4 separate regions of the Mus musculus genome follow, and regions 1, 3 and 4 are each linked to region 2. Evidence: chromatin loops called from intact Hi-C (ENCODE). Cell type or tissue: left cerebral cortex. All regions are shown on one strand.

Region 1 (8,000 bases), 52 kb before region 2:
TGAACTGCACCATCAGGACTAACCCTTATCATGTCCATGAGCTGCACAGTGCTCTGTACCCCTCAGAGCCTGAGAGGGACTCTTTGGAGATTCACACCAGGAAAAGAAGAAAAAAACAAAATAATTAAAATGTCACTCAAACTCAGAGCTGAGATGAGACACTTAGGAACCTGAAGCATTCTTCAGGAGCGGAGGGCGTTGGAGCCACTCCCAGCCGCTCGCTCCTGCTGCAGATGTCAGACTTCCCACGGGTCTTTCTTTCAGAGTGTCAGAGGAACAAAGCCTTCTTTGAGCCTTTTTTCAGCCCAAAATTAATTTAGGGTAAAAAAAAAATGGCACAGACGGGCCTTAGCATGGCAGACCTAAAGGGAGCAGAGTGACCTTCAGTCTCCTACGACCCTCTTGCTCTAAAGCCTGGGAAGGAGAACGTCATGATGCTGGAATGTTCCAGGCTGATACCTTGGGCTCACAATGAGTGGGGATGAATGTTCCTGTCCAGCAGCTCCCGACTGCAATTTCTGCTTCTTAAAAAACTCCCGACGGGCAAAGGAAACCACATACAGGAAAAGCCATGCCACGAGTCTGCTTTGGATGCCTACCCTCTGGCTTGGCATAGCACGCCTGTGGCCTGAAAGGGGCTGAGGTCCCTTTGTACCCCCCCTCAAGGCTTGATGGGGTCTAAAGCTATGTTGGCATTTGCAGGAATGGTATAAGGTGGGGCTGCTCCTCTCTTGCCAGAGCTGAATTCCTGATGGGAATGCCCAAGAGCTCTGCAAGCTGTCGGGGGTACACGGCACACGTTAGTGTTGGAGCGACTGCTGCCTATCCAATTGTAACCCCTGTCTTATGTGATGTAAGTAAGGCTCTACAGCTTCCTAAGGCCCACTTGTTTCCAAGCAGAGGGCACAGCCCATGGTCCCCCATCCTTGTGGAGTGGACCAGTGGCACTCGCGAACACAGCGTGTTATTGACTGAACTCCAGGCTACAGCCCTCTCCTGGCTCAGCTCTACCAACACATGAAATGCTGCTACGAAGAGATGGCACTGCTCTGAAAGACCGGCTCAGTTGTGGGAAGCCCTCTGTGACACTGAGAGTGCGGATGGTGTGGGGACCTCTAATGAAGATGCCCTGGCTCTGCACTTCCAGGACAGAGCTTTTCACTTGCAAGCACTGCTCAGTGTGCCCTGAGATGATCTGGAGTCAGCGGGACCTGGGGCATGATGACCACCCAGCACTTCCAGGCTGGAAAGGAACTCCCACAAGCGTTAGGGAAGGTCCATCTGTTCGCCCAAGAACCGAGAAAATGCAGCCTCCAAGCAAACAGCCACGTGCTAACAGGTTGCTCGTGCATATGTGTGTGGGAATGGGTATGGCAGATGGGCCCAGCATAGTCCCTAGATGGTGGAGACAGGTGTGTTAAAAAGCCTTGGTTTAGCAAAGCTCAGGGTAGCACAGAGCTAGGCAGAATCTGGGGTTTTACATTTTGAGAACCTTCAGCTAAGATCTGGTTCAAAACGACAGAAGCACCTCCTGTCCACAGGACTAGAGCTACCCTGACATGGCTAGCTCAGGCTGGAGCCAGAGTCCACCGAGCCCTGGACACCCAAGGTCTTACAGTATGGTTTCACCAAAACACCACCACTACATGCCTCAAACTGACTCCTGGTCTAAGAGGTTAACTGGGAGATGTGTGTGAAAGCAGCAGCAATTTCTACTACAGCGTATGCTGCATAAATACTTAGAACAATCTGCCTCTTTGTAAAAGCATCGGTTTTCCTTCTAGAAGCTCCGGGCCTCTTTTAGCTGCTAATCCCTGCAGATTCACTAGTCTTCCCGATGGCTCTGGACAGGTCTGATGCACTGTCTCCTTGTTGTCAAGCAACGTGATGCGGTGGTGTCCTGCTGCCTGCATCCACACAGTCTGTACACGTGCACATGGAGGACACAGCCGGATGCAACAAAGGCACTTGAGAAGAGAGATAAGCAGAGCTGTAAGGCTTTTGCGCTACGTCCCTTGAAAAGGACCTCAGCACCTATGCATAATAACTTTTGATGGGCTACCAAGAACGGATGAGAGGGTTCTGAAAAGCCCTCAGCTGTGCTGGGCTGTGATGCTTTCTTTAAGCCTCTGAGGGTCATGGGCTGTGTGAGACAAACAGCTGTTGAATGGGGATCCAAAGAGGCTGCCAGGGCCCAGTCTGGGACAGCTATACGAGAGGTCTGCAATTGGGGATCAAAGGTCATGACACAGCAGGCATGAGGTCCAAAGATTCCCGTGATGTCTCTGAGCAGAGTCAGAGGTCAGCCCTTCTGAGTGTCCTGGGGGCTGATGGGCAGGCAGGAAGAAAGCCCCCTTTCTCTAGCTCTGCCCACGCTAATGCAATAAAGCCAATTAGAATGATTGCTCTCATTTCTGAGTTAGGATGCCCAGGACGAGGGAAATGGTAGGGACATCCGTTCCGTTCTGTCTTCACAGGCACTCTGCATTCCAGCATTTATTTCATTATATTTAATACGATTTTACCAGTGGCACTCCAACTCCGAGAAAAGGGTCCGGCAACTTCAAAGCCTGTTTTTGTCTTGGTTCCTCAGCAGCCGCCCTTCCCTGCTACCAATGTCTCCACCCTGCTTGCTAACTGTTGAGAGCCGCCCACGAGCCCACACTTCCGTGGCCTGAGCATCATCTCCTGAAGCATCCTGGGGGGCGGTGCATGCTAACATGGAAACTGCTTTTAAAATTATCCTGGTTCATCCCGTTCAGAACAGTCCCTGGGCTGTGACGTAAGCACAGCCAGCCTCCCAGCTAACAGAGACTTGGCTTTGCAGCTGTCCTGGGGACCCCACCTCCTAACAACCTGGAGCTGCGGGCTGACTGAGTGGCCCTGCTCAGAATGGGGCACGAGCAGAAACAGATTTCCTTCCACGTGAAAAATGTCCCACGAGGAAACATCTCAGGGGTTCTCTGTGTGCTGCACATCTGGCCTCACCTCAGCCCATGAACATCATCTGCAGGCATACCACTTAGCCCAGGCTATACTCTGTCTAGGAAGGGACAGGCATCACCCAGAGCTGACTGGGTGCTTTTGGGTGTCTCCATGACTGCTGTCCACTCCTGGGACCTGCTGGCTTTTTGTGGCAGCTGCTGAGTAAGCTCTTGAGTCAGGCTGGGCGAGGTTTAGAACATTCTGGACACATTGCAGGCAGCCCTGGGGCCATCTCTTGTTTCTCCAGCAGGAGCTGCTCTATGGCCAAACTTATCAGCCGGCTCTTTCCTCCCAGAGTGTATCTCCCACTCAGTTCTCGGAGTCACTTGATTGCTTCCTCTCCCACTCACTGCGCAGGTCTTCTCTGGTCACCTCTGCTCTTTGCTGAGTTGTCTTGGCTCTGAGAGGTCCTCTATGGCCCCAAGTCCTAAGTGGCATGAGACTTCTTTAGATGCTGCTAGAGGGCAAGAGCCATGACAACTCTCAAGGCAACACCTGCCTGGCTACTTCATTCAGACACAGCTGATCTTGAGTCCTGCCCAAGTCCTCTCCCCAGTGGCCACCACAAGTCCTTTTCCTGCTCTCTGGACACACAGGGTTATAGACTCACTCACCATGCAAGGCATGTAGTTGCTGTGGCCCATCTTGAAGCATCCTGTGTACAACGAGCAGGCTTGTTACCTGCTCTGACAGAAGGCTTACTATGGTTTTACATGGAACAGATGTGCACACTATATGTGTCTGACTTCTGACACAGGTTGCTGCCAGGAATTTGGAAGTCTGACTGGGCATTTCCATCCCCACAACAATTTCTCTGCTTCCTTTCTGGTTAGTTCTATGTCCTACCAATGACAAGTCCATCACAGTTCAGCTCAATGATCCCGCCTGACCAGGGAAGTCCCTTGAAGGGACATGTGCCCCAGGAGCTCCCTGTCTGTGACTATAGATTTGGGTGGTAACCACACAGCTACCTTTCCTTGTGTGTTACTTTGCTCTGTAATAATGTGGCCATTGGTTCCTAAATGACTGACACATGGAGGTCTCCAGCATCTGGCCATTCTGGGCAAAACTACGGGATACCTGCAGCCTAGAGGACACATTCCTAGGGGGCAGCATGGCTGTCCAAGGGCAGCTACACATATCCCCTGACACAGGTATTTGTGTCACAGGTCCCTAGTGGCAGATATTGTCACATTGCTTTTATTCTTTCTGAAAAGTATGATCTCTTTCTTGGTTTCCCCACACTCCCACCTTTGCAAAGAAAACACATTCTTTTACCCTTGTTTCTATGGTTACAATGTATGCTCTACATGTTGTATATCAAAACTGAATGCCACAAATGTTTCCCCAGTCTGTGGTTTGCATATTCACATTTCCAGGGGTCTTTAAATCAATGAAGTCAAGCCGGGCGGTGGTGGCACACGCCTTTAATCCCAGCACTTGGGAGGCAGAGGCAGACGGATTTCTGGGTTTGAGGCCAGCCTGGTCTACAAAGTGAGTTCCAGGACAGCCAGGGCTACACAGAGAAACCCTGTCTCAAAAAACCAAAAAACAAACAAAAACAACAACAACAACAAAAAACCCCATGAAGTATAACCTCTCAATGTCCTTCTCAGTGGCTCTATGCGACCCCTCCAGCACTGTCCAGTGGCTTGGCATCCCCACCACATCAGTGCTCTGGATGGGTCCCCATGAGGAGCAGAGGATGCAGCCTGCTCCTGGACTCTGCTCTTCCTCTGACGCAGGTTTTCCACCTTAGATTGCAACGACACTTCAGCTTTAAGGTGAGGTCTAAGATTAGCATAGCCCTCTAATTCTGTTCTTTTTAAAAAGATCCTCTGTATTTTCATACTCAATTCAGAATCGGCTAGTTTCCCTAACAGGCCATTGGGAGTTTGATGCTAACTGCCTTGAATCTGTAGGTAAAATTGGGCAAGCCGGATGCAATATTGAATCTTTCTGATCCACGAACATGGTCTGTTTCTTCATTCATAGTCTTTGAAATTCCTTTCAGCTACATTGTATAGCTTTTAGGACTTAGATATCCTTAAATTAATTTACTGTAAGGCTTTTGAGGGGCTTTGATGCAATAGATAACACTCCCAATTTTTTATTGTGTAATGGCTTGTTAACAGTTTATGAAACACTGGGCTGGAGAGATGGCTTGGTGGTTAAGAGCACTGGCTGCTTTTCCAGGAGACAGGGGTTCAATTCTCGGCACCCACATGATGGCTAACAGCCATCTGTAACTCTAGTTCTGGGATATGATGCCCTCTTCTGGCCTCCTCCAACACTGCACATACACACTGCACACACACACACACACACACACATGCAGGCAAAACACCCACATATATAAAATAAAAATACATCTTAAAAATATATATGATGTTAACCTTGCATCCTAAAACCTCATGTTCATCTTAATAGTTGCTTTTTAGATTCCTCTATGCCCTTCTCTCCCTCCCCCTTCCCTTGTTTTGTCCTTCCTCCCAGGGGGTTGAGGGGAGATGGTGACAGGGTGTCACACTGCCAATGTTGGTCTTGGGCCACACACACTGAAGATGCCCTTGGGCTACACACACTGAAGATGCCCTTGGAGTCTTGATTCACCTCTACCTTCTGAGTGTGGAGATTCTAGGTGGGCACCATCACACTCAGCAGTCACCGGTTTTTCTAAGCGCAGTCATATCTATGGATTACAACTTAACTTCTTGTTTTCCAAACTAGATTTCCAATACACTCTGGAGGAGTGGTCTCTGATCTCATTGTACTCTTATACTTGTTTGTTTGTTTTTGAGACAGGGTTTCCCTGTGTAGCCCTGGCTTTGATGGAACTCCCTCTGTAGACCAGGCTGGCCTCAAACTCAGAGATTGGATTCCTGAGTGCTGCGATTAAAGGCATGTGCCACAGGTCTCCTCTCTTTCTTCTCTTCTCTTCTCTTCTCTTCTCTTCTCTTCTCTTCTCTTCTCTTCTCTTCTTCTTCTCCCCTCCCCCTCCCCTCCCCTCCCCTCCCCTCCCCTCCCCTCTCTTCTCTTTTCTCTTCTCTCTCCTTCTCTCTCTCCCTCTCCCTCTCCTTTTGGCAGGGGCTCTGTATACACCCTAGGCTTCAGCCTCCCAGGTGCTTGGGCTACAGGCAAGCTGGAATTGTGTATTGAAAAAAAATTTTTTTTAATCTGCTGTGATAAGAAGATGGCTCTTTGTCTCTATTTTGTGACTGTAGCAGATGACATGAGCTGATTTTCAAAGAAAGCTGCTTTCTTTGACTTGGTTTTGGTGGCTGTGTTTGTCAATGGATCTGTCTGTCTCGTCTGAGCTGTCAAATCTGCAAGCCTAAAGCTTTTGTGGCATCCCAGGTGACCCCACAGCCTTGCCGTCCCCGTGCTTTTTTAGCCAAGATTTCACTGATCACTCCTTTAAGGGTTCCTGCGTCTTTGTGGAGGTCCTGGGCTCTGACCTTCATCTCTGCATGTCATATCTTCATGAGCTTTAGGGTCGCTGCTGTGCTGGCTGTCAGAGGCACTTGGGGACCATTCCTCCTCCAGTATTTTCTAAGGCATCAGTGGAGGACTGCTGCTATTTCCTCCTGAAATGTCTGACAAAGCTCACCAGTGAAGCCATCTGGGGTACAGATTCTTTCTGGAATAGTTTTTCTTCTGTCGATTTCTAATTCAATTTCTTTAGCAGACACAAAACTATCCAGGTTTCCTGCTTTCTTTGACTTGGTTTTGGTGGCTGTGTTTGTCAATGGATCTGTCTGTCTCGTCTGAGCTGTCAAATCTGCAGGCCTAAAGCTTTTGTGGCATCCCAGGTGACCCCACAGCAGCCTTTCAGACACACGTGCTGACCCGGGGGTGGGGGATGCTTTCTCAGGAAGTCTTTGGTCACGCGCTGGCTACTGCTCAATTCTGACCTGGAAGCTATTGACCCTGCAGGTTTCTGTCTTCACTTCAGATGCTGCAGTTTCCTGTGTGAGAGTGGGGAGCACCAGAGGGCACGACCTGTGCGAGGGGCGCTAGGGACAAACACAGAGCTGGGGGGGGGGGAGTCTCACAGGCATGCACACACAAACACACACACGTGGACGCACAAACACGCACACACAAACATGCACACACATGCAGTATGTACTCGTGGACACATAGATATGCATGCACACACATACACACGCACATGCACTTGGGCATTGGTCAAGGCTGTGTCTACTAACAAGCAGGAAGTTGAGTCAAAACTGGTCGTGTAGGGCCTCACCACTGTTCTCTACAGCCTGTGGGTTGGGATCACCTTGGCATGAGACACAGAATTCTAATCCTTACATCATTGCAGATTCTGAGCCTTAACCCTCCTTCCAGGAAAAACTATATAAAACCCCCGCAGCCAGGATCAGCAGTCGTTCTCACTGCATACAGAACCGATTGTTTAGCTTACATTTTGTTCCATGAAAATCACGAGTCCTAAATTCTTTGTGGTTGTTTTGAGACAGGGTCTCACTGTATATAGACCAGGCTGGCCTCAAGCTCAGACATCTACCAGCTTCTGCCTCCAAAGTGCTGGGGTTAACAGCATATGCTGTCAGGTCTGGCAGAGCAGTAAATTCTTAACTTCTAAAATATGAAGCAAACATAAAGCAAATAGTATCAGAACTAGCATGTTATGTGCCTAAATGGAAATGTCACGATGGGACCTGTTCTATTATACGGCAAATATATGCTAATTTTAAAATTACATATATATATAAATAAAAACCTGGCAGCACAAAGTGTTTAAGAACAGCAGAGAGACAGGAACTGAGTAGAGACTGGTGCCAACTCAGGACACACTGCAGAGACGCAGCCCAGAAGCAAGGCCAGGGGTAAGGACAGCCCCTCCGCCCCGACCTGATGGCTCCTTTCACTTGCTATTTACCAGAGTTACGCTCTCTGTCTCGTCTCTACCCTCATGGGCCCGCAGCACTTCTACAGGTAAAGCTCACAGCAGGGCTGGCTCTCCAGGAAGAGAGGCGTGTGGAGCACGT
Region 2 (8,000 bases):
CTGACACGATCACCGGACTTCCCCATCCCAGTGACAGATGCTGGTACCTTTGCTGAAGGCTGCATGGAGTAGGTTTCCACCCAGAGAAAGCCGCTTACGATCCCCTAGGAGCCTACTGAGGATGGCTCTGACTTCAAAAACACCAACTGTCGAATGCCAAGGAGGAAGTACCAAGACCCACTGTATACTGTTGGAAGTCAGCTCCACCCAGGGCCCTGATAGGGTGAAGGATGGGGCCCAGCTTGAAGTTCAGGAACCCAGGAGCTCCAGAGGCATGGGACAAAGCAGTAGAAACGATAGCTGTTCCCAACACATCTTGGGCTCCGCACACACCTGTCACACGGCAGAGGCTGTGTTGGACTCCAGTGCTTGGGTTAAATAGAGCCCCTTTCCAGAATCCTTTCAGACTGAGAACAGCTAAGTAGCCGGTCCCACCCTGCTGTTACCAGTCTCTTCCAAAGCGGTGCCTCCCGAGGGGTGTCAAACACCAAAGTTGCTGCTGGGCTGGATGGAGCATGACCACACACACAACACTGGAGCCAGCGGCATGCAGGGCTACAGATGTGGTGCTGCAGAAAAACTGCTCCTGTAGGTCTGAGGGATGGAGCACGAAGCAGCAGTGAGGGGTGGATAGCGACACCCTATCGATGACAATTCTATTGAGGGACTAGCTCTGATCCCAACTGCAGCTTCCACTGCAGACAATTCTAACAGTATCCCTGAGACCTCCAGATTACCACGGGGGTGGGAGGCAGTGTGCTTGGCCCAATGCCCCAAGCATGTTACTGGGAGGCCAGCCTTCTGGGATTGACAAGTAGACTTTAAAAGCGCCAACTGTCCAATCCCTAGGAGGACCCATGGCCTCTTGGAACCCAGTGGTCAGGGCAGCAGTCTACAGGAGCTCTGCTCTGAGTTCACCCTTCACCACCTCCACATTTGTCTCTTTTAGGCCCGCAATTAAAAATCTCCACGGCTATGCAGGGATGCCCTGCCAACTGCCTGACATACAGCTCTGGATGCAGGGGAAGAGGGAGAAGCAGGCCAAGGCTGAGGGCACACAAGCCAACCTCAGGTTCACAGGCCCACTCCATTACTTTTCCCAGGCTCCAAGACTGGTCCAGGAATGGGCACCTGAACAGAGTTCAGGCAATGATATCTTCACTCTAGAACTGCAAAGCCCACGTGACGATGGGGAAGCCCAGGCGTAGGGAAAAGTCATTTAGACCTGGGTAAAACTAGCAGCAGCCAAGGAGGCAGGTGGGGGCAGGAAGAAAAAAGAGAGAGAAGGAGGAACTGGTCCACACCTGGACAAGGTCCGATGTCCCACAAGGTAAAACAGAGAGGCAGTTTCAATAGCTTCCACTCACGTTTTTAAAGATCTGTAGATTCCTGTGTTATTAAATACCCTGCGCTGTCCGGGACTTCAGGGCCTTTTGCATATGATGCTGCCTACAGGGACTATTGTTTTCTCCTTTTATAGTAGCAGCAGGCTTCAGATCACAGCTAAACCATCACATCCTTCTAAAAGTCTCCTACCCTACTGGGTGCATCTTGAGAAAGGACTAGCTCTTTCCCTGCCCTCAATACTAGGAACTCCAGGTCTGAGACCATGAAGCAGTGTCCTGATGATTTGGTCCTAGGAGGCCCTGACATGATGCTGTATTTGATCAGTCCTAGAGAAGATATGAGCCCACCCTGAATAACGTTCTTTCTAGCAGCTACAGCTCAGGGTCTCTCTGGTGGCTGAGGATGTGAACCAATTGGCTTGAAAGGAGTCTAAAGACCTGGAGGGTGTACTGGTCTTTTAAGATGATCCAACAATGAGCCTGGCATGGGCTTGGAGCACTAACTGTGTGCCCACAGATTGTACTGGGCTCAATTCTGAGCACAGAGCCTGGAAGAGCTCAGGGCACCCCTTGCGTGTCAGTGCTTGTACAGAGCGGAGCTGGATGAGCTCCTGACAACCCATAGTGGTCTATACCTGTATAACAAGGGCTGACTACACCAGGGTCCGCCAGGGCCCTGTCCGGGGGTGCTGGGTGGGGAGGGGGTCACAACAGCCCAAGTGACAGGAAGATACAAACTGTAGGTAGAGCCACCTCCTTTCTTCCATCGTCCGAGCAGTCTGGGGATCAGACGTGAGTATATCCACAATGGGTGAGGACCAGGAAGAGCTGCCCAGAGAACCTGGAATGCCCAATACAAACTCAGGTTTGTGCTTTCTTAGAAACGTGGAGGTCTCTGTTAAGGCCTGCTGGTCTGACAGCATGGGTCCATGGAGGCTCAGAGGGTTGGGACCTGAGACCTTAGGGGTCAGGTCCTGAGAGGATGTAGGCCTGGTCTCCGTTCTCAACTCTGCCGCTAAGCCTTCTTTTGCTGGGATGGATGGTGCACTAGCTAGCAGGGTTCTTTATGCCTCTAAGACAGCTTCTTTCCAAGAGGTGGGACCCTGAGTGGAGGGATCCCCAAGGGAAAGGATTGCCACTGCAGATGTGCAGGGAAGGGCCTTTCTTGGCAGGTAATGGTTAAAATATGGAGAGAGTTCAGCAGGCAATGGCAGCTAGCTCTCCATCGACACAACACACACACACACACACACACACACACACACACACAGTGAGAGAGAGAGAGAGAGACAGACAGAGAGGGAAGAGGGAGGGAGACAGAGAGGAGAGAGAGAGAGAGAGAGAGAGAGAGAGAGAGAGAGAGAGAGAGAGAGAACTAGAATAGAATAAGGTCACCATTAAGGTAGTTTCTCTTCCTTAGCCGTCCCCTCAGCAGGAAGCAGGGACTTGGACCTTCTCCCTCTGTCCAGAGCTGTAGATGCCCTAAGGCCACACTGCACAGGACTGGCCTTTTCCAGGTCTGCAGGGAAAGTCTGATTGGAGGCTGGGATCCCAGACCTGAAGGTTAGGGCACCACTCACGGCTTGGGTGGAGATGGAGATTATTAGAGACCACAGTTCTTCCCTGCAGCCGCCTCCACGGGCTTGGGAAACAGGTGGCTTCCTTTAGGGTTACCGAGCTCTCGAGAGCCACAGCTCTATGCCACCCAGACAAGCTTAGGGTGGCAGGTACATCGCCTCCTTTGAGTTTGGCGAGAGACTCCTAGCTGCACTTGGAGACCTCCGGGCTGGGAGGCAAGTCGCGGGGGCGACCTCGGGCGCGGTTCGGAGTCAGGCTTGGCTCTCGCCTCGGGAGAAACGTCCCCTCTCCGACCCTGAGCACTCTCCGCCTTCTCTCTAGGCGCTGAGGAGAAGCGGCCCAGCGTGGTTTCCGCCTCCGCCAGACCACCCAGGCCCGCCCGCCAGGGCCTCCGCGCCCCCACCACAGGTCATACCCGGAAGGACCCGAGCCCCCGCGTCCGGCCCCTCCATCCGCCTGACCGCCCTCAGGGACTCAGCAGTCACTGCCAGAGCAGCCCCGCCCAGCGCCCCCGCCCTCCCACCTCTGTCTAGCCCCGGGGTCCTCCAGCTCACCTAGGTGCGGGAGTTACCAGGGTCACCTGGTGGCTCTTGTCATTGCGCCACCCTGCGGGCAGAACCCGGGTTTGGTTGCAATAGCGGATTCGAGCCCCACATTGGAGGGAGGGATGTTGGACTCAGGAACCTTGTGGATTAGCATCCTTGCCTGCCGCCCGAAAGTCAAGCCGTGCTGCTGAGATCCATGCACTGGGCAGTCAGTCACCCTTAGCCCTCTGACCCCGCCTCAGCCGAGGGATCAGGCTGCGGGGCGCCTGGCCCACGTGGTACGGAGGGTGGAGCGGGGTCGCAAGGCTTCTTTGGATTCGGGGCGGGGCATACAAGCTCCGCCTGGGGAGGACCTGCCAACCCGGACCGGGAGGGGCGGGGTTTCGACCACGGCTTAAAGAAACTTGTTGCGGGTCCCAGAACTGAGACTGAGCTACTGCGGCGGAGGAGCTGCTGCTGGGCCCCTGCGGTGAGGACAAAGATTGGGTCCTGCGTGGCAACCTTGGATTCTAGAGTGTCCTTCCACAGAGTGACCGGGCGCGACCCCTGCGTCCATCCCCACTGAGTGCCCCTCCGCGCGTGGCCCCGATGCTGGACATGAGTGAGGCCCGCGCCCAGCCTCCCTGCAGCCCGTCTGGCACCGCTAGCTCCATGTCACACGTGGAGGATTCGGACTCCGACGCGCCACCGTCGCCCGCGGGATCAGAGGGCCTGGGCCGCGCGGGGGGCGGCGGCCGAGGGGATACTGCTGAGGCAGCAGACGAACGCTTCCCAGCCTGCATCCGTGATGCCGTGTCGCAGGTGCTTAAGGGTTATGACTGGAGTCTGGTGCCTATGCCTGTGCGCGGCGGCGGTGGCGGCACGCTCAAGGCCAAGCCACACGTGAAGCGGCCCATGAATGCCTTCATGGTGTGGGCACAGGCGGCGCGCCGCAAGCTGGCGGACCAGTACCCGCATCTCCATAACGCAGAGCTCAGCAAGACCCTAGGCAAGCTGTGGCGGTGAGTGTGGGGACTCTTGACACTCAGGCTGAGGAAAGGAGTGACTTCGTGCCCCAGCTTGGGCTGTGCTCCTGGGCTGGTTCCAGGGTGGGTCTGGTCAACAGAGACACCAGGTGTGGGACTTTGGAGATGGACGGAGGCCAGTGCCTGGAGTGTGACCCTCCAGTCCTTTCTCCTCTCCTGGGATATCCTGCTGAGAACTGCAGAACTGGGGATCCTAGCATCGAGTGGCCACCACGGCCTGTAGGCATATTGGGTAGGCATCAAGCTGCTTTGTCCTGGGCAGAAGCTGGGACTCCGGGGTCCATGAGGAGTCCAAGTCCTCTGGCAGGTACTGCTCCCAGGCCACAGGAACCTGGAATTGGGGAAGGAAAGAGCAGGTGAAAGTGACAGGCTCAATGAGCACTTTGGCCTGAGAAAGGCAGGCATTATTGAAGACAGCTGCACAGTCCCACCTCCCAAGCTGCCTCTATTCGAGTTTGAAACAGTGTGTAGTAGTGATACTGGGCTGAGCAGGACAGCCAGGTTGTCTTGCCCTCTCAGCTTGGCCGGCAAGTTGAGGTTCAAGGTCGAGAGATTCTCAGGGTGTGTGTGTGTGTGCTCTGAGGACAATCTCCCGGAGTTTCTCCATCACTCCTGGCAACTTGGGATGGCTGGTTTCCAGAAAGCCTTCCTTGCCTTTGTCGAAGTATAGTTTTCACTGGGTCCTGTTGTCTTTCTTGAGAGAGATTGGTGGTGGTGGTGGTAGCGGCGGCGGTGGTAGCAGTGGTGGGTGACTGGATGAGCAAATAGTGCTGGAAAGGGGGACTTCGGGAAAGATGGAGAATTGGGGTCTTGGTCCTTAGACCACACTGTTGGGCTCTGCCCCACTGGTGTCGGAGTTCTCAGCAGGAGGGCAGGTTACCCCTTGGAGGGTATCCTGAGCTCTCCAGCACCCTATCCTGTGCTCCAACTGTCTGACTGCAGGCAGCAGTGTTTGCTGGCGCTGCCTAGGTCCTTGGCAAGTCTGGAGCTCCGTGGGCATCCTCGCTCTACTGTGTTTTCTGTAGCTTGCTGAGTGAAAGCGAGAAGAGGCCGTTTGTGGAGGAGGCCGAGAGGCTCCGTGTGCAGCACAAGAAAGACCACCCAGATTACAAATACCAGCCAAGGCGAAGGAAGAGTGTGAAGACTGGCCGGAGCGACTCAGACTCTGGTACTGAACTGGGCCACCACCCTGGTGGTCCCATGTACAAAGCTGATGCAGTGCTCGGCGAGGCACACCATCACAGTGACCACCACACAGGTGGGCTCCAGGACCCTTAGCATGGGGGACGGGCAATAGCAGGACTGATCTGGAGTGTGGGTAGGTCTTCCCTCCATGGTTGGCAGTCTGAGGAGGGCTGGGTCTTCCCCGATCCCTTGTAAAAAAAAAAAAAAAAAAAAAAAAAAAAAAACCTCTGGATGTAGCTATTTCTTATGTACAAAAGGAGGGAGCTGCCTAGCTCCATCTAGCACTCTGGAGATGTCTACCGTCACCGGGACTTACTCACAATCTGCCTCCACTCTACAGTAACAACAGCGTGGGTCAATAGCCCCAGCCTCAGAATCAGGCTGGTGGGTGGGGTCCCAGCAGCTAAGCAGCCGAAGTGAAGCTGGAGGCAGGCCGGCTGTGAGCTTCCGTTTACTGGGCTGTGGTGGGGAAAGAACGGGGTTGTGTGGGTTCGCCTTGGTCCAGTGCCCAGGGCCAAGCATTCCAAAAGTGCCCCATTAATGCTAGTTCTGGTGGGGCCGGCTGGCCACCTTCCATCCCCCCACCCAGGTCTTCAGGGAGGAGCCTTGGGTCTTCCCACAGCACAGTGCCAAACGGAATTTTCTCAGCCAGTAAGTGAGGGCTAGGTCTGAGTTTGCAGGAATTTCTGGGAAGGTAAGGAAACAAAAAGCCGTTGATTTGTACCTGTGGCAGTTACCAGGGTTCCTGGTGTCACCCACCAGCTCCACCCTGGTCCCACAGAAGGAGCATTCATCCTTGCAATATACTTTCTTCCTCAGGCCAGACCCATGGGCCACCCACCCCACCCACTACCCCCAAGACGGACCTGCACCAGGCGAGCAATGGAAGCAAGCAAGAGCTAAGGCTGGAAGGGCGCCGCCTAGTGGACAGCGGGCGCCAGAACATCGACTTCAGCAATGTGGACATCTCCGAGCTCAGCAGCGAGGTTATCAGTAACATGGATACCTTCGATGTCCATGAATTTGACCAGTACTTGCCCCTCAATGGCCACTCAGCCCTGCCCACAGAGCCCAGCCAGGCCACTGCCTCTGGCTCCTATGGAGGCGCTTCCTACTCGCACTCCGGGGCAACCGGCATAGGGGCATCCCCTGTGTGGGCCCACAAGGGAGCTCCCTCGGCTTCAGCTTCGCCCACAGAGGCAGGACCCCTTCGGCCACAGATCAAGACGGAGCAGCTGAGTCCTAGCCACTACAACGACCAGTCACATGGCTCACCTGGCCGTGCTGACTATGGCTCTTACAGTGCCCAGGCCAGCGTCACCACAGCTGCCTCTGCCACGGCTGCCAGCTCCTTCGCCAGCGCACAGTGTGATTACACTGACCTGCAGGCTTCCAACTACTACAGCCCCTACCCTGGCTACCCTCCCAGCCTCTACCAATACCCTTACTTCCATTCATCCCGTCGGCCCTATGCCTCGCCACTGCTCAATGGGCTCTCTATGCCACCCGCACACAGCCCCAGCAGCAACTGGGACCAGCCTGTGTACACCACCCTGACCCGACCCTGAGGCTGCTGCATCCAGGAAGTCTAGCCAGATCTTTGAGTTCTTCCGGAGTGTACTCGGTAGAGGTTGGAGGCAGCCAGCACGGCCTTACTCCGTCAAGTGCCTGCTGAATGTGCAGGAAGCCAGGCTTTGTCATCCTGTGTCCCTTTGCTTCTGGATATCCAAACTTCTGCCAGGGGACAGAGCTCTCTTTTCCCCCTCTTCTTTCTCTGAGGTGACTGGTGGTTTCCAAAACAGGCATTCCGTTGCTCTCCGGTTTGGATAAGTGTACACCAGCTCCCGAGTTTTGCATCTCAGTAGATAAGAAGATAGTTATGCCTAAGGACAAAGGAGAGAATGGGCTTCATGTCCTTATCAGCCTACCCAAGACCTCCCTGGGACCAATGGATGCTGTTCCCACGGTGAAAGCATGAAAGGACATCTGTGGATGCTCGAGGATACATCCAACCCGGGGACTCTCTTGGGACCAATGTGAGATTGAGGGGTTTCTCATTACCACCGTTCTTCCCAGCAAGGCTTGGCTGAGATGAACACTTTCTGTGTCTATTTTTATTTTTTGTTATTTTTTATTTTAAGGCTTAAACATGTTTGTTTTTTTGAAAGGTGTTGAAGACGTATTTATGTTCTGTTGTTATTTTATCTTTAATTAATGAAGTAATTTGTGCAGAGAGTAGAATTTAAGACAAAATTAAAGTGGGGAAGCTTGCTCTGTAAAGGGCAGGAGGGAGGTGGCTCAGAATCCCTAAGCATCTCTTT
Region 3 (8,000 bases), 110 kb before region 2:
GGCTAACAACCTTGGTGAGTGTACCTTGCTCTCCATCTACTGGACTCTAGAATGGGATGTCAAGAAGCAGGGAAGGGCAGGGCTGTGTTATTGTCCTGTACTCTGCTCTATGAACAGTGGCCACACTGGAAACCTGGCTCCCCACAACACAATCTCAGCCCACGGTCCAGTTTATTTATCTGGGAATTAGGGCACTAAAATTGCCAGATTCCCTGGAGCAAGGCTTTTTGTATAAAGACAGAGGAGATGATGATTCCTGTGTGGTGGGTACTGAACGCTGTTGTGTGTCTGAGTGTGTGCATGCACGTTGCATGTCGGTGGACATGTACACCTGTGTGTATGTGTGCCACAGAGTGAAAAATTCTGGTATTTATGCTAGCAGGTGATGCCCTGTGACAGCCTGGCACTTGCTTCTGCACCTGCCACTGGGAGGTAGGGCTCTGAGACCATTCATTTGCTCCCTGCTGAGGCCCTTGGGTGAGCATGAGGTACTTCCTGGCTGTTAAGACAATTCTGCTAGACCTTCTAGCAAGCGATGCTGTTTGTACCAAGTGGGGTTGCTAGAAGTCCTCCCAGGAGCACGCCAGCACGCAGATACTGTTCAAAGTACTATAGGTCAACATTGTGGTCTGTGGAGCCCGTGGTTGGTGAGGTTCAATCCGCCTTCAGCATGCCCCGATGTACTTTGCACACAGATGTGCAGTGGCAACTCAGTCTTTTCCTTCGGAGTTTCCTGTCTGGCTGTCTCTTCTGCATCCTCTGGGCTCTCTTCGGCAGCCCCTTTCTTTCCTTTCCTTTCTGGGGGCCTCCTGTGTGCCCTCATCAGCATTTGAAAGAGTCTCATTTGCATTTAACAAGCAGAGGTGGCTTCAAGCCTGGGTGGATTTGGGAAGAGCTCCTAGCCCTCCCCCCCCACCCCCCATCCTTTGGACCGAAGGAGATGGCAGTCAGTGCTTGGTCTAAGCAAGACTTAGACCTGGGCAGGCTTGGCTCACAGACCTCGGTTTGTACTAGCACCCTCCTAGGACTTAGGCTCTGTGTTTGTCTGTGTTAATTTTTAAGGTCTCCTCTCCTAGAATACTGTGAACTGGAAGCTTAAACAACGGTCTGGCTGCACACACCTGTCATCCCAGCTGTTGGGAAGCTGGGGCAGGCTAGCCCACTGTCCTGAGATGAACGTGTTGTGTCTTTCTGTGATAGCAGAATTTATCGTATAACAAGTTCACTCAGCAGTTTGATGACAGCAATTTGTCACATAACCTCACGTACCTGCATAACCCAGGCCTGGATACTGTGGGTTCTTTAATTCTAATCTTAATTAGAACAGTGGGGTCCACCAGCAGCTACCGCTCACATCACACAGCACACAGTAAACACATCTATGTATCTGTGCACATATGTGTGCGAATTAAAGAGGCCACAGCAGAGTTCATAAGGTTGTAGCAGTGGACCGAGAGAGGGTTGTACTGATGAACCAGACCAGCGTCGCAGGGGTGCTGCTGCGGACATTGTTGGAAGTGGGATTTGAGAGTAAAGCTGTGCCATTCAGCTGTGGGGTGACAGGCTGAACCAGGTCAAGAAGCCCAAAAGGTGGATGGCAGGCAAGCAGCAGCAGGGCACTAGCTGAGCTGCTCCAGGGACAGTAGGAGGGTCTTCGACTTGTCAGTCCTTGAGGAACAGTTGGTGTGGGCCATACCATCTCAGTCTTTGGTCTTCACCACTTTTGAGCATCCTGACATGGATCTGTGTGCATGTGTGCTGCAGAGTGAAAATTCTGGTACCGAGGGTAGCAGGTGATACCCTGCTTCCCACCCTGTTCCTGGCTTGGTGTGTCTGATAAGTTCTAGGGTTTCTGGGATGTGATTTTCAAATACACCCCCTGCCCCTATAGTCTCTATTCATCTTAATAAGCCTAGAGGGTGACTTTTTTCTGTTCCCAAGTCCATCAGTCTGTGCTGGAGACTGGTGCCTGACAGTTTTGGGGTCCACCTAGGGGCTGCAACCACCTTTCTTCCTCAAAATGGCGTAAAGGGCTGGGGAGAAGGCTCATGGGTAGAAACACTTGCTACAGAGTCTGACGACCCAAGTTCAATCCCCAGGACCCATATGGTGGAAGGAGAGGAGCGACTCCTCCTGCACGCCTCCCGACCTTCCCATGCAGGCTACGGTACCCGTGCACTCAAACACACTCAAGGAGAGAAACACAATTCATTTTTTAAAATGAGTAAAACACACACACACACACACACACACACACACACACACAAAACAAAAACCACACAAAAAACAACAAACAAACAAACAAACAAACAACAACAACAACAACAAAACCTGCTTATAAAACGGAGCCTTCCAGGGAAAGGCACAGTCTGAAAACAAACACAAAACCAAACAAAACATTGCTTTATACAATATGGAGTCACTTAGAGCAGGGCATAGCCCGAGTGCCTACAGAGTGAACTCAAGTTCAGCTAGGGAAACTGAAAGGGAGTCTCTCTCAAAATAAAAAGTAAAAGGAAGGGGCCAGAGAGCCTCTTGGTGGCAGAGTGCTTTTCTACCGTGCAGGAGGCTCTGGGTTCAATTACTGCCACAACAAAAGCAAACCAAACAACCAAAACCAGATGAATGCTCTCTCAGTTCTGGAGGCCCTCGTCTGCAGGCCAGGCTCAGCAGGGTCCCACTCCCTGTGAGCCCGCAGATAGGGCCCTGCCAGGGCTCTGGGGACAATGTTTCTGGAAGGTTCACCAGACCATGAGCCAGTGTCAGTTCCTCATTTTAGCTTTCAGCTTAAAAAAGTTAAACCACATTTGTTACTTTTCTGTGTGTGTTCACGTGCACGTGCCATAGCACCTGTGTGTCAGACAGAGGATGACTCGCAGTTGTGGGTCCCAGGATTTGAACTCAGGTCATCAAACTTGGTGCCAAGTACTTTTACCCTCTGATTTATCTTGTCAGCCCAGTTTTATTTATTTATTTTAGATGGGTTCTCTCTGTTAATTAGCCATGACTATTCTGAAACTACCTTCACAGACCAAGCTGGTCTCAAACTCATGGAGATCCACCTGTCTCTGCTTCCAAAGTGCTGGAATTAAAGGCATGTGCCACCATACCTGGTTTTTCCAGCCCAGTTTTTAAGTTTTTTATGTTATAACAATCTCAGACTTACACATTACAAAAATAGCATGAGGATTTCACATAGTTGGGTTATGAACCAAATGTAGATTATACCAGCAGGGGGTCTCATCTGTCTCAGAAGATATGGCCATGGCCTGGCATCCTTCAGGGTCCCAACACCTTTGAGGACATGCCTTTCAGGATGGGTATCCTCACAGAATCACGTGACCTGTGCATTGTCCGGCTTGTCTTGCTCCTCGGATATCACATGACAGCCTTTATTTGATTCCTTCCTCTCTGAGCCGGGGTTGTCTAGGGCTAAGTTCTTCGGTGTGTAATCATAAAGCTATATGTGTAAATTATATTAAATTCAACCTCACATTTTCAGTTGTACCCCACCACTCAGAGGGACCCTATACTAGACAGTGTGGACACGAGAAATACATGAGCAGCCTAGTTTCCGGGAGGTACAGATGTGACCTTGCACCTGCAGCCAGCCTGTGCGCACTCACGGCTTCACTTGGGGATTTTCATGTCTTTCTTTGCATAGATGTGTGTGTATACAATATATGTATATAACATGTATGTATATGTGTGCACATATGTGGGCACACATGTGTGCAGGTACTTGTGTACATGTTTACATATAGGTGAGGAAGGCCAGAGTTACCACTGGGTGTCTTCTGTCTTCTTCAGTCACCCTCTTGATTTCATTTATTGAGGCAGTGTTGATGACCTGGAAGCTATCAATCCTGTCTGTACTAGTCATCTCTCTCTCTCTCTCTCTCTCTCTCTCTCTCTCTCTCTCTCTCTCTTTTGCCTAGAAGCCAGGCATGGTGACACACACCTGTAATCTCAGCACTAGTGACATGGAGGTCTTGGTTCTGAAAGCCATTCAGGTGGAGGTGGAGGACAGGAGCTCAAGGCCTGCCTGGGATACATGAGATCCTATCTCACAACACAGTGGGGAAAACAGAACCAGGACTAGGAAGTGACTTTAGCAGCAGAGCACTGTCTCACTTGTGAGGTCCTGGGCCTCACTCTCAGCACCATGCCTCCAAGTTCCTATCTTCCACACAGTTCATATGTACAGAGACTTATTCTTATTTACATGTATGTGTGTGTTTGTGTATGTACTGTGTGCGGTGCCCTTGGAGGCCAGAAGAGGGCATCAGATCCCCTGGAGCTGGAGTTATAGGCTGTTGTCATCATGGTGCTGGGAACTGAACTTAGGATCTCAGCAAAGGCAGCAGGTGCTCTTAACTGCTAGGCCATTTCTCCAGCCCCTCCAATTGTATTTTTGGTTTTGTTTTGTTTTTGTTTTGAATCAGGAGTGGCTATTATACTCTGACGTTTCTATATCTAGGGAGGCAGTGCTGTGATATAGTGAATGTGATTAATAAGTTCTTTTTTAAAGATTTATTTATTTATTATATGTAAGTACACTGTAGCTGTCTTCAGACACTCCAGAAGAGGGCGCCAAATCTCGTTACAGATGGTTGTGAACCACCATGTGATTGCTGGGAATTGAACTCAGGACCTTCGGAAGAGCAGTCAGTGCTCTTAACCACTGAGCCATCTCTCCAGCCCCGATTAATATGTTTTATTAGTAAACTGAGTAGGATTTTTGGGATCAAGCCCATGTTCTCATGGGATCTGTGTGAGATGTTGTATTCTATTTGCCACCATGGGCTGCTCCAGCTTCCATGTGATTCAGGTTGTTTGTTGTTTGTTTGTTGGTTGGTTGGTTGTTGATTGGTTGTTTGGTGGTTGGTTGTTGGTTGGTTGGTTGTTGATTGGTTGTTTGGTGGTTGTTTGGTGGTTGGTTGTTGGTTGGTTGGTTGTTGATTGGTTGGTTGGTTGGTTGGTTGGTTGGCTTGAGAAAGGGTCTCAGGTACCCAGGTTTCTTCACATTCGCCTCTCTGCACCTTGCTTGCGTTATAAGTATGTTTTCCCACACCTGGGCTCCTAAACTCCGTAAGCTAAGAAATTGTTTTCTTTTAAAAGAACAAAGTTCAATACTATGAATTTTTCTGCATTTAATGGTTTAAGTGAATTTTATAGATTCTGATAGTATTATTGTTATATTTTAGAAATTCTTCAGTTTCAGTTGTATTTCTGCATCCATCTGAGTTTATTTAGTGGTTTATTTATGTGTTTAAATTAATTGCCATTTTTACTGATGTATAATAACCGTAGAACTACAAAATGAATGTTTTATGCACTCAGGATACTGCTCTGTTGACAGAATACTCACCTAATGTCCTAGTTACTTTTCTGTTGCTGTGAGAAAACACCCTGACCAAAATTAACAGAGAGAGGGAAAGGGTTTATTCATCTTACACTTCCAGGCTTAAGTCCAGGAAGTCAAGACAAGAACCTAAGGCAGGCCTGCTTGCTATTCCACACCAAAGAACTCACTTCACAAAGAAGTATGGCAGGAACCATAACGAAGCTGCTGGCTGGCTGGCACTCAGTGCAGGACTAGTTGCCTAGGAAGTGGTGCTGCCCACAGTGGGCAGTGCTCTCTAAATCAATTAACAATCAAGGCAACCCTACTCTCTGCCTCCAGGGCAATCTGATCTAGGCATTTTCTCAATTGAGATTCCTTGTCAGATAGCTACAGGTTGAAATCACTTAGCCTGTATGAAGCACTGAGCTCAGTCCCCAGTACATAGCACACAAGTGCTGCACTCTGATAATTCCAGCACTCAGTAGGCGAAGGCAGGAGGATTAGGAGTTAAAGATCTTCCTTGGCTACAGGGACACTTCCAGGTCAGTCTGGGATACACAGGACTGTATCTAAGGAAACAAATACAAGCCTATCAATAAAATAATGGGTTTCATTATGAAGTATTTAATGGTTTTAAAGGAATTTCCACGCAGAGTGGCACTGGGGCTGGTGGGTCATGCTGTGTGATGTGACCTGAGGTCTATGGCATTTATAGCAATCTTTCTGTTGTGATGAAACTGGAAGGCATGCTGTTGGTGGCTTCGCCTCAGCCCAGTGTCTGTGGCTGTGGGCTGAGGCCTCCTGAGTGCCTCTTAAAGACCTCAGGAAATCACTGGGCACATTGGTGCAAGCCTTTAATCTCAGCCCTCTCTCCAGAGGCAGAAGCAGGCAGATCTCTGTGAGTCCAAGGCCAGCCAGGGCTCTGGTACACACACTCAAAAACCATTCCAAAACATCTTAGGAAATCTTCCAGAGGAGAGTATCATTGGGGTTTGCCTTAGTTATTTCTTTCTTGCTCTGACAAAACATTATGACCAAGGCAACTTATAAAATGAAACATTTAATTGGGCCGCGGTTTCAGAGGGTTGGAGTTTATGAGGGTGGAGCAAAGCCATGGTGGCAGGAACAGCTGAGGGCTCAGATCTTGGTCCACAGGAGATAGAGAGGGACGGAGGGAAGGAGAATTGGAGGGAGGGGCAGATAGAGACAGAGACAGAGACAGACAGACAGAGATAGATAGACCCAGAGAGAGAGAGAGAGAGAGAGAGAGAGAGAGAGAGAAAGAGAGAGAGAGAGAGAGAGAGAGAGAGAGAGAGAGAGAGAGAGAGAGAGGAAGCTAACTAAAAAGGGCACAAGTCCTTTGACATCCCAAATCCTGCCTCCATCAGGACTCCATACACTGACATGTGACAGAACACCCCTGGGAGCCCCGGGTCTTCCCAGCTCCTTCCTGTCTGTCTATCCATCCATCAGGATGATTAATTGTTGTCTGCTAGTGGTGAGCTGGCCACAGGTGGTGCAGACCCAGGATGTAGGGGTGGCCTCTCCTGCTTAGCCCTGGTCTCTACAGAGCAAGGGATAGCTCTCTGCCCCCCCAAGCTTGATTGCGGGGCATTTACCCCATGCCTCTGCTTGTCCATGTTAGTCACTTAAACAAGGGGCAGGCAGCCTGGCACTCTAATGCCAAGTGTTACAATATGCACACTTACCACACAGTCCTAGAACATTCTACACCTGGAAAGAAATGGTTCCTGTGGTGTTGCTCTTTTTTCCCAGACAGCTGCTGGCTTGCTTTCTGCCTGGAGATTTTCCTTTGCTTGGACAGCTGTAGACATGAGTGGAGTTTCATGATCTGTGGCCTTCTGCATCTGGCTCCTGTCACCAACTGTAATGTCCTACAGTCCAATGAGTCGTGGTGGCCTCATTCTTCTTCTAGGCTGAATAATATTCTAGTACAGGAGCTGGGCTGGTGGTACACCATGCCTGCAATCCTAGCATGAAGGCAGAGATAGGCAGGCCAGCCTCAGTTATATACATAGCCCACTGCAGGATAGATCACATTTTGGTTATTCAAGTACACTAGGTGATTTGCATATTTGGGCTGCTGTGGACAGGTGTGTGCACCTGCTAGGACCACTCTGCGTCTTTGGGGTGCATACTGGGAATGGGCTGCTGAGCTTGAAGTGGCTTGGGTTTCTTACTGTACAGTGTCTGAGGCTATGAGGGGCACTTGAAGTTGTGGACAGTTGGGATCCACTGAGCTGACTCTTACTGTAGCTTCAGCCTTTGGAGACAGAGCTTGGTGATGCTGATCACATCAGTGTCAGGGGTTGGCACACACACAAGCCATCCTTTGTGTGTGACTCCAGGGCCTTGGCTCCAACTTGGCACTTCCTGCCACCTTCCCAGGAGCAGTCCCTGGTCTGTGCTGTCACAGCAGTGGGCTCATGTGCAGATGGCCTGGACCTGCATAGTACTCTTGGTAACAGAACTTGTGGGGTTCAGAGTACCCAGACAGGAAGGTGAGTGCTTACCAAGGCTGAGGGGAAGTCCAGAGGTGACGGAGCTATGCTGTGCTGCCCATTTGGTCAAGACAGTGGGTGTGTCTCTTGAGACCCTTGTCAAAAATGGCCACATCTGCCGGGGCTCCAAA
Region 4 (8,000 bases), 130 kb before region 2:
ATAAGTTCTGTTCCTCTAGAGAACGTGACTAATTTATATAGTGTGTGTTTGTAATCCGAGTACTGGGGAGGGAGAGTCAGGTGGATCCCTGGAGCCGACTGGCTGCTCAGTCTAGCCTACTCGGGGACCCTCAGGTCCTAGAGTCTGTCTCCAAAACTAAAGCAGCTGGCTCCTGAGGAACAACACCCAAGTTGATGCCTAGCCTCCACACACATGCATGTACACCCACACGTATGTACCTGTGCATGCATGCTGTACACACACATGCAAAATAAACAGATAAATGATATTAGTGTACACAACACTGTTGGATTAGAGGTTTCATGGTTCAGAATGGGATTTTTCTGTTGTTCAGAAGTTGTAGATAATGCTCAAATATAAAAACAGAATGTAGCCAGGCGAGGTGGCACACGCCTTTAATCCCAGCACTTGGGAGGCAGAGGCAGGTGAATTTCTGAGTTCGAGGCCAGCCTGGTCTACAGAGTGAGTTCCAGGACAGCCAGGGCTACACAGAGAAACCCTGTCTCAAAAAACCCTAAAAAAACCCAGAATGTACCGACCCCTCGTAGAACCTAAGGCAAGCCTTGATGAGCCATGGGAGGTCAGGGCCAGGTGCCTTTGGTTCTATAAAGATGGTGATGAAAGGCTGGTAGTCCTGAATCCTTCTGTAAGAGTTCCCACAGCGGGGCTCAGAGTTTGTGCATATGGGGCTCACAAAAACCCTCTTTCTTTCTTCCCCTCCCTCCCTCCCTCTTTCTTTCAGATTTATTTATTATGTACATAGTATCTGCCTGCACATGTGCCTGCATGCCAGAAGAGGGCGCCAGATCTCATTATAGATGGTCGTGAGACACCATGTGGTTGCTGGGAATTGAACTCAGTTCGTGTTCTCAACCTCTGAGCCATCTCTCCAGCCCAAGAAACTTGTTTCTGAGAGTGTCCGCAAGTGCTACAGGCTGGTTCCATCCTCAGGTGGTTCCTGAAATGGGGATACTCTCTGTGTCACGAGAATGAGTCCAGAAGCGGTGAAGGGAGGCAGCGGGGCTACACTGGGGGTTCAGCCTCAGGCACTGGTAGTAAACTTGTGTGCTGGCTAGTTTTATGTCAACTTGACATACACTAGAATCATGGGAGAAGAGGGAACCTCAAATGAGAAGATGCCTCCATAAGACTGGGTTGTAGCTAAGCCTATGGCGTGCTTTCTTAATTAGTGATTAATGTTGGAGGGCCCAGCCCATTGTGGTGGTGCCATCTCTGGGCTGGTGATCCTGGGGTGCATAAGAAAGCAGACTGAACTAGCCATGAAAAGCAATACAGTAAGCAGCACCCTTACTGGTCTCTGCAGCAACTCCTGCCTCCGAGTTCCTGTCCTGACTTCCTTCCAAGGTGAACCCTGCTGTGGAAATGTAAGAGAATGTAATGAGAATGTAAGAGACCTCTTTCCTCCCAAGCTGCTTTTGGTTATAATGTTCAGTCACAACAGTAGAAATCCCGACTAAGACAAACTGCCTGTCTACATCACCAGCCTCCATTCCTCCAGATTGGGGCTTTTGTGGGTGTAGTGATTTAAAAGGAGAACATGTTTGTTTGGGTGCATGATTTCAGAAGTTTCTGTCTAGTCATTTGCACCATTGCTGTGGGCTTGTGTTGAGGCAGAGGATCACGATATGGAACACGTGGTGGAGTGAGCAGCAGAGGACCATGGTGGGGAGCACAGTTGGGAGCACGTGGTGGAGTGAGCTGCCGAGGACCATGGTCGGGAGCACTATGGAGCACGCGGTGGAGTGAGCTGCAGAAGACCATGGTGGGGAGCACACTGAGGAGCACGTGATGGAGTGAGCTGCCGAGGATCATGTTCGGGAGCACAGTGGGGAGCACGTGGTGGAGTGAGCTGCCGAGGACCATGGTCAGGAACACAGTTGGGAGCACGTGGTGGAGTGAGCTGCAGAAGACCATGGTGGGGAGCACAGTTGGGAACACGTGGTGGAGTGAGCTGCAGAAGACCATGGTGGGGAGCACAGTGGGGAGCACGTGATGGAGTGAGCTGCCGAGGATCATGGTCGGGAGCACAGTGGGGAGCACGTGGTGGAGTGAGCTGCCGAGGACCATGGTCTGGAGCACAGTTGGGAGCACGTGGTGGAGTGAGCTGCCGAGGACCATGGTCGGGAGCACAGTGGGGAGCACGTGGTGGAGTGAGCTGCCGAGGACCATGGTCGGGAGCACAGTGGGGAGCACGTGGTGGAGTGAGCTGCCGAGGACCATGGTCAGGAACACCGTTGGGAGCACGTGGTGGAGTGAGCTACCCAAGAAGCAGAGAGAAAGAATACATGCTGTGGAATCAGATATACCCTTTAAAGTCACACATTTAGTGATCCACTTCCTGTACTGAGGCCCCTTTCAAGAATGCCATCAAATTACAAATCCTTGAAAGCATTAAGGGTCAGAGCCCTCACAATTCAGTTGCTCCCTCAAAAACTCTACCTCTGGACGTTGCACTGGGGACAATATCTTCAAAAGCTGAGCCTTTGGACGGGGGTGGGGTGAGGTGGGGTGGGGGATGTACTGCATATCCAAACTGAACTAGCCCAGGTCATCTGCTGTTGATCTAGCAACACCTTGAGGTTGATCTAAGGTAATCTTCAACTGTCTCTACCTGAGATCCCACTCCACTTAGCCCAGAAGACACAGAAAAGAATAATCAAATATACCCTGACATTGGAGGCAGCCATACTTGAGGATAGCCCTCATGCCAGCACATGGGTAATTTCCAGCCAAGGAGAAAGGTGAAGGCAACCTTGAAACATTGTGTTTTCAAGTCCCAGGGAGGTATAGGGGCAAGAGCATCTAAGACACAGCAGCAGGCACACACTCGCAATGAGACTGTCTCTGATTTCCACATTGCCATAGGTTTGAGAGTAGGAGATGAGTAAAGCTGACCACAGTGGGGGAGATGAGAAGGATGGACCAAAGATGTGGAAAGAAGAGATGCTCTACATGGGCAAGATGCCCAGAGCTGGTGCCGGTGCAAGGGCCGGAGAGGGGAGAAGCACAAGGAGCTAATACATGATGAGAAGAGATATGAGGATATGCTGGAAAAAACTGTAGACACCAAACAGCCCCAGACCTGTCAGAGAAGTCTCAGAGAGGCAGACCATCCAGAAAGACCCCCAAAGCAAGAAATAAGCACACAGAATGGAGACACCCACAGTTCTACCATTGGGATCGACAATGGCTCTTACATGGGTGGTTCTGTTCCTAAGGAACTCCGTTCAGCCTGAAGATTCCGCATCAGAGGACGGCTGGAGGCATCTTCTGGTGGAGACACGGAGGCTGCTTAGGATCCCGTGGCATAGAAGGGGAAGTCACATTGGAAGACCAGCTTTAGGTACTGGCAGTGCCCAGTGGATACCTTGCTGTGCAGCTGGTGTGGTCTCTGACCTAGGGGCTGGTGTTTGAATCTCTTTGATGACCCAGGCTCTGTACTCGTTTGCATTTACCATGGCCACTAGATGGCGCTTCAGACCCATTGATTAACACTCCCAGTTCCGAATGCTCTGGAAGCCTTATAGTGTGGTCCTACGCCTCACAAAGTCTGGTCTCAGGACTCCTTCATAATCCTAAAACTTGTGAATGTTTGACATGTGGGTAGTTTTGGTGAGTATTCAGTCTATTAGAAATGGAAAGGAATGTTTTTAAAATATCTCTTTAAAATAGCAACTTGGACAGTAGCATAACATTCTAACAAAAACAGTGATGTTTACTTAAAAGCTTCTCTGGGAAACGGGCCACACTTGGTTTGTATAGAACTTTTTCTCTTTGCTTCTCTGTAGTCATGAAACTTCTGGAACATTCCATTAACACCCTCAAGGACAGAGACTACCTGTTCTTTCTGGGCCTCTGGAAGATCTTCCTGAAAGGTCTCTGCGACAGCCAGGCACAACTGAGAATTGACGTCAGAGATCCTTCCTGCGTGCCTGGCAATAAGCTTGTGCCCCCCCTCACAAGCCCCCACTTTTTAACATGTTTTATTTTTGTTTGTGTGCTTGTTTACATTTTAAATCTGTGTGTGTGTGTGTGTGTGTGTGTGTGTGTGTGTGTGTGTGTGCACGAGCGCTCGCGCACCTGGATAAAGTTAGATGTACATGCATGCAGGTGCCTAAGGAGGCCAGAAGACAGCATCAGTTTTCCCGGAGCTAAAGTTGTGAGCCAACTGAGGTGGGCATGGGAAACTGAACTTGGGTCCTCTGGAAGAGCGGTAAGAGTTTAACCACTAAACTACCTCCCCGGCCTATCGTCTCAGTCCTCTTGGTTGAGGACAGAGGGGTAGGATGTTACTAAATATTCCTTGGGTGAGACTAGCTTAGAGAATTCTGTTTGTAATCAGCATGGCTGCAAGCGAGCATACTTGGCCCCTCCTCTTCCTCCTTCTCTTCTTCCTCCTCCTCCTCCTCCTCCTCTACTTTCTTTGTATTGTTTTTGTTCAGTTTTGCATTTTTCCAAACAGGGTTTCTCTGTGTAGTCCTTGTTGTTCTAGAACTCACTCTGTAGACCTGGCTGGCTTTGAACTCAGAGATCACCTGCCTCTGTCTACTGAGTGCTGGGATTAAAGGTGTGTTTGCTCATTCTCTGTCTTGCAGAGCCCAGGTCTTTGGACCCCAGGATACGGTGCCAGAAAACTCCTTAGAGGCATCTGTAGGTAGGGGCCCAGTTGGGAGCTCTGTCCTTGGCTCCCCGGGACTCAACCAGCCCATAACAAGAGATTGTCTTTCCATGTTGTGGTATGGACAGTCTGTGCTGGTATGATGATAGAGAATCCTGTTGCTCAGGAAAGAATTAAAAGCTGGCATTAGCAAGACCTTGGGTAACATCCCTAACACCAAAAAATTAATAGTCCCCTGTGCTGGGGATGAACTCAGGGTCTTGCTTGTGCAATAAAGGCATTTACCAGAGAATGGCAGCTCCAGCCTTAGAGGACTCCTCCTCCCTCCTCCTTTTCTTCCTCCTCTTCTTCCTCCTCTTCCTCCTTTCCTCCTCTTTCCTTCTCTTCTTCTTCCTCCTTAACAGCATCTGATTTACAGAAAACTTGGGTTAGCTATTCAGGTTCAATGTTGCTCTCCTGTTTCTTGCTGGAGTGATTGGACCCTGACCCTGGGCATCTTTATAAGCTACGTGGGTTCCTCGTCACATCCCCTCAGATGCTATCCAGTGCCATTCCTCCACCTCAGGTCCCACCCAGGACACCGCTCAACTGTCAGTAATCAAGCTCCTGCAGGGCTTCTCTTGAGGAGGACCCCAGCAGGTTTTGTCAGGTTTCTCTCTGGATTCAGGGACCCTTTGCCCTCCCCTATTGAGAACCGGAAGGTTCTTGTTTCCAGAGGGGAGGGGGATGGGAGGAGAGCTGAGCAGCCCCAGCATGGGCTGAGGGAGGAGTGGAGCCCTCAGGAGAGTGAAGCAACAGAAGTGATATAGAAAGTAACTCCATCCGTACCACACAGACTGTGTGCCCTTTGCTCTGAGTGGAGCAGGAAGCCAGGTGGCTGTTCAAAACTGTGTGGCCTTGGATTTCTCCTGTGACTGTCCTACAGGAGTTAAGACTCAGCTTAGGTGCTCATGTCCTCAGTTTTGAGCTCCAGGGAAGAAGCCCAGTGTCTCCTCCCCTCCACACCTGTTCCTCATTTTTTGGTCCATGTGGCAGGCCAGCTGTTGTGTCTGCCTGGCTGGCTGTGCTAGGCTGTGGCACAGAGAAACAAGACCCCTGGAGCCCTGGGCTATCCAGGGCATCAAGTCCTTGGGACACAATCCTCATTTGACCTCTGTCCCACTGGTTGGACTGGCACCCTCCCCTTCTTCCTTCTTTTTCTTTTTTTTTTTTAAGATTTATTCATTTATTATATGTAAGTACACTGCAGCTGTCTTCAGACACTCCAGAAGAGGGAGTCAGATCTTGTTACAAGATGGTTGTGAGCCACCACGTGGTTGCTGGGATTTGAACTCCAGACCTTTGGAAAAGCAGTCGGGTGCTCTTACCCACTGAGCCATCTCACCAGCCCCCTTCTTTCTTTTCTTAATTAAAAAAAATTAAAAAGTGTGTGTGTGTGTGTGTGTGTGTGTGAGTGATCTCCTGGATCTGAAGTTTCATGCAGTTTTGAACCACTCACATGGGTGCTGGGAATCGAACTCAGGTCCTCTGCAAGAGTTTTTATACACTGAGCCGTATCTCCAGCCTTATTTATGTATTTATTTACTCCCAAACAAGATTTTTACTGAGCTCATTGTTAGGTTTATTTGACATTGTGAAGACCAGCACAAGAGAACGCATTGTCCACTGCCCAGTGTCTTCCAGAGGGGACATTCTTTAGAATTGGACTTAGGGTGTTTTTGTGGCTGTGGGCCACCCTTCTGTGTTTGTGTATAGATGTCTGCAGAGTGAACACTGGCCACGTCAGCCTCATTTAGATCACGGTAGTGTTCTGGGGGTTCAGCTCGTATCCTCAGAATTCCTTTATTAGAAAATCAGAGAAGTTGTTGGATATGGTGATGCACATTTGTGATGTGAGTCTGGCACTTGAGGCTGAGGCAGGAGGACATCTGTGAGTCTGGCACTTGAGGCTGAGGCAGGAGGATGCTGACTCAGACTATTCTGGGTATTCATACCAAGACCCTGTCTCAAAACAAACAAACAAACAAACAAACAAACAAACAAACACATGCACATTTCACAATCAATCATCAATCAATCAATTTGATAAAAACCACACCAAGCCCGGAGCCAGTGAGCCAGCTCAGTGTGTGAGCATTTGCTGCCAAGGCTAATGACCTGAGTTTGATCCCTGGGACACACAAGGCAGGGCTTTGTTGTGCTTTCAAAAGTTGTGCTCTGGACTCCACACATACCTGTGCACACCCCTGTCATACACACACAGTAAATGTAATTAAAAACAACAAGCAAACAAACCAAAACAAGAAAACCAAGCCACCATCACCAACAGAGAGCAGGATGTATCTATCTGTAACTCCACCAGCACTGGAGAGATGGAGGCAAAAGGATCAAAGTTCAAGGTCATCCTCAGCTACATAGCAAGGTAGAGGGTAGCCTGGGCTACTTGATCCAATCTCTCTCAAACAAAACGAAGAAAACCAAGAACAACAAACCTCAAAGATTAAAACCCCCCAAGCAGCCCTCCCCCCATTTGAAGGAATATCATCGACTGGGTGTATTCTGCATTTTTCTTTACTTATCATTAAGCTCTCTCTTTGGTAATGAAGTATGTGGGCTTTCTGAGTTCCTCAGAGCAGCCTGGTCTCCAGGCATCTTGGCTTAGTGAGGAGGAGGGGTTTGGAGTCCCCAGGAGAGCTGGACAACAGGAGTGACATAGAAAGCTACTTCCAGGGGGCTGGAGAGATGGCTCAGTGGTTAAGAGCACCGACTGCTCTCCCAAAGGTCCTGAGTTCAAATCCCAGCAACCACATGGTGGCTCATAACCATCTTAATGAAATCTGATGCCATCTTCTGGAGTGTCTGAAGACAGCTACAGTATACTTACATATAATAAACAAACAAACATATAAATAAGTAAATAGAAAGAAAGGAAGAAAGGAAGAAAGAAAGAAAGCTACTTCCCATCTCAGAGTCTGTGTCCCATTTGCTCCAAGGAGGGCAGGAGGCCAGGTGATGCTCAACACTGGCTGGCCTTAGACTCCTCCTGTGACTGTCTCAAGGGAGCAGAGACCCTGTCCAGGCGTGTGTGTGTGTGTGTGTGTGTGTGTGTGTGTGTGTGTGTGTGTGCGCGCGCGCGCGCGTACACTCAGCTTTTTGCTCCAGCTTGTCCCTAGTGCTCCCGTGTAGTGTGCATGTCTGCCATGAACCCTGTGTTCCACCCCACACACCATAAACAAAAGAAAAACAAGAAATAAAATGTAGTGCTCGCTTCGGCAGCACATATACTAAAATTGGAACGATACAGAGAAGATTAGCATGGCCCCTGCGCAAGGATGACATG

What was found. Hi-C counts contacts between places; a loop is a spot of excess contacts. Peaks named below come from ENCODE experiments on the same cell type or tissue, not always from the same donor. Only the 100,000 strongest peaks of a DNase experiment are listed, where the experiment ranks them.
Region 1: a loop joins it to region 2, with 2.8 times the contacts of the local background. A loop is called at or near these places in 4 of 42 quality-filtered maps.
Region 3: it touches region 2 in a loop (2.2-fold over the local background); 2 of 42 quality-filtered maps call a loop at or near these places.
Region 4: it touches region 2 in a loop (5-fold over the local background); 20 of 42 quality-filtered maps call a loop at or near these places.

The regions. Positions count from the first base shown.
Region 1 is chr17:25,618,814-25,626,813 of GRCm38, reverse strand. The region is part of intron 4 of Lmf1 (lipase maturation factor 1); the gene reads right to left. Among named protein-coding and RNA genes, the nearest start is that of Lmf1, 44 kb to the right of the region's middle. In left cerebral cortex, CTCF peaks have their summits at 3,232, 4,145 and 5,260 (motif pointing left); DNase peaks (open chromatin) are centred at 3,201, 4,257, 6,575, 7,369 and 5 more places; H3K4me3 peaks cover 253 bases; H3K27ac peaks cover 6,839 bases.
Region 2 is chr17:25,566,580-25,574,579 of GRCm38, reverse strand. It overlaps Sox8 (SRY (sex determining region Y)-box 8), which reads left to right and starts at 3,894. Exons shown (of 3, transcript NM_011447.3): 1 at 3,894-4,470; 2 at 5,520-5,752; 3 at 6,499-8,000. The coding sequence starts at 4,058. The coding sequence ends at 7,247. Cerox1 (cytoplasmic endogenous regulator of oxidative phosphorylation 1) reads right to left here and starts at 3,769. Exons shown (of 2, transcript NR_045176.1): 1 at 3,479-3,769; 2 at 1-594. In left cerebral cortex, CTCF peaks have their summits at 3,561, 6,399 and 6,605 (motif pointing left); DNase peaks (open chromatin) are centred at 5,480, 6,166, 6,602, 7,120 and 4 more places; H3K4me3 peaks cover 5,944 bases; H3K27ac peaks cover 5,921 bases.
Region 3 is chr17:25,672,886-25,680,885 of GRCm38, reverse strand. No RefSeq gene overlaps it. Among named protein-coding and RNA genes, the nearest start is that of Gm22645, 17 kb to the left of the region's middle. In left cerebral cortex, no CTCF peak of the experiment used is centred here; a DNase peak (open chromatin) is centred at 7,729.
Region 4 is chr17:25,694,141-25,702,140 of GRCm38, reverse strand. Gm22645 (a small nuclear RNA gene) reads left to right here and starts at 7,921; the gene lies at 7,921-8,000. In left cerebral cortex, CTCF peaks have their summits at 818 (motif pointing right) and 3,503 (motif pointing right); DNase peaks (open chromatin) are centred at 1,555 and 3,515.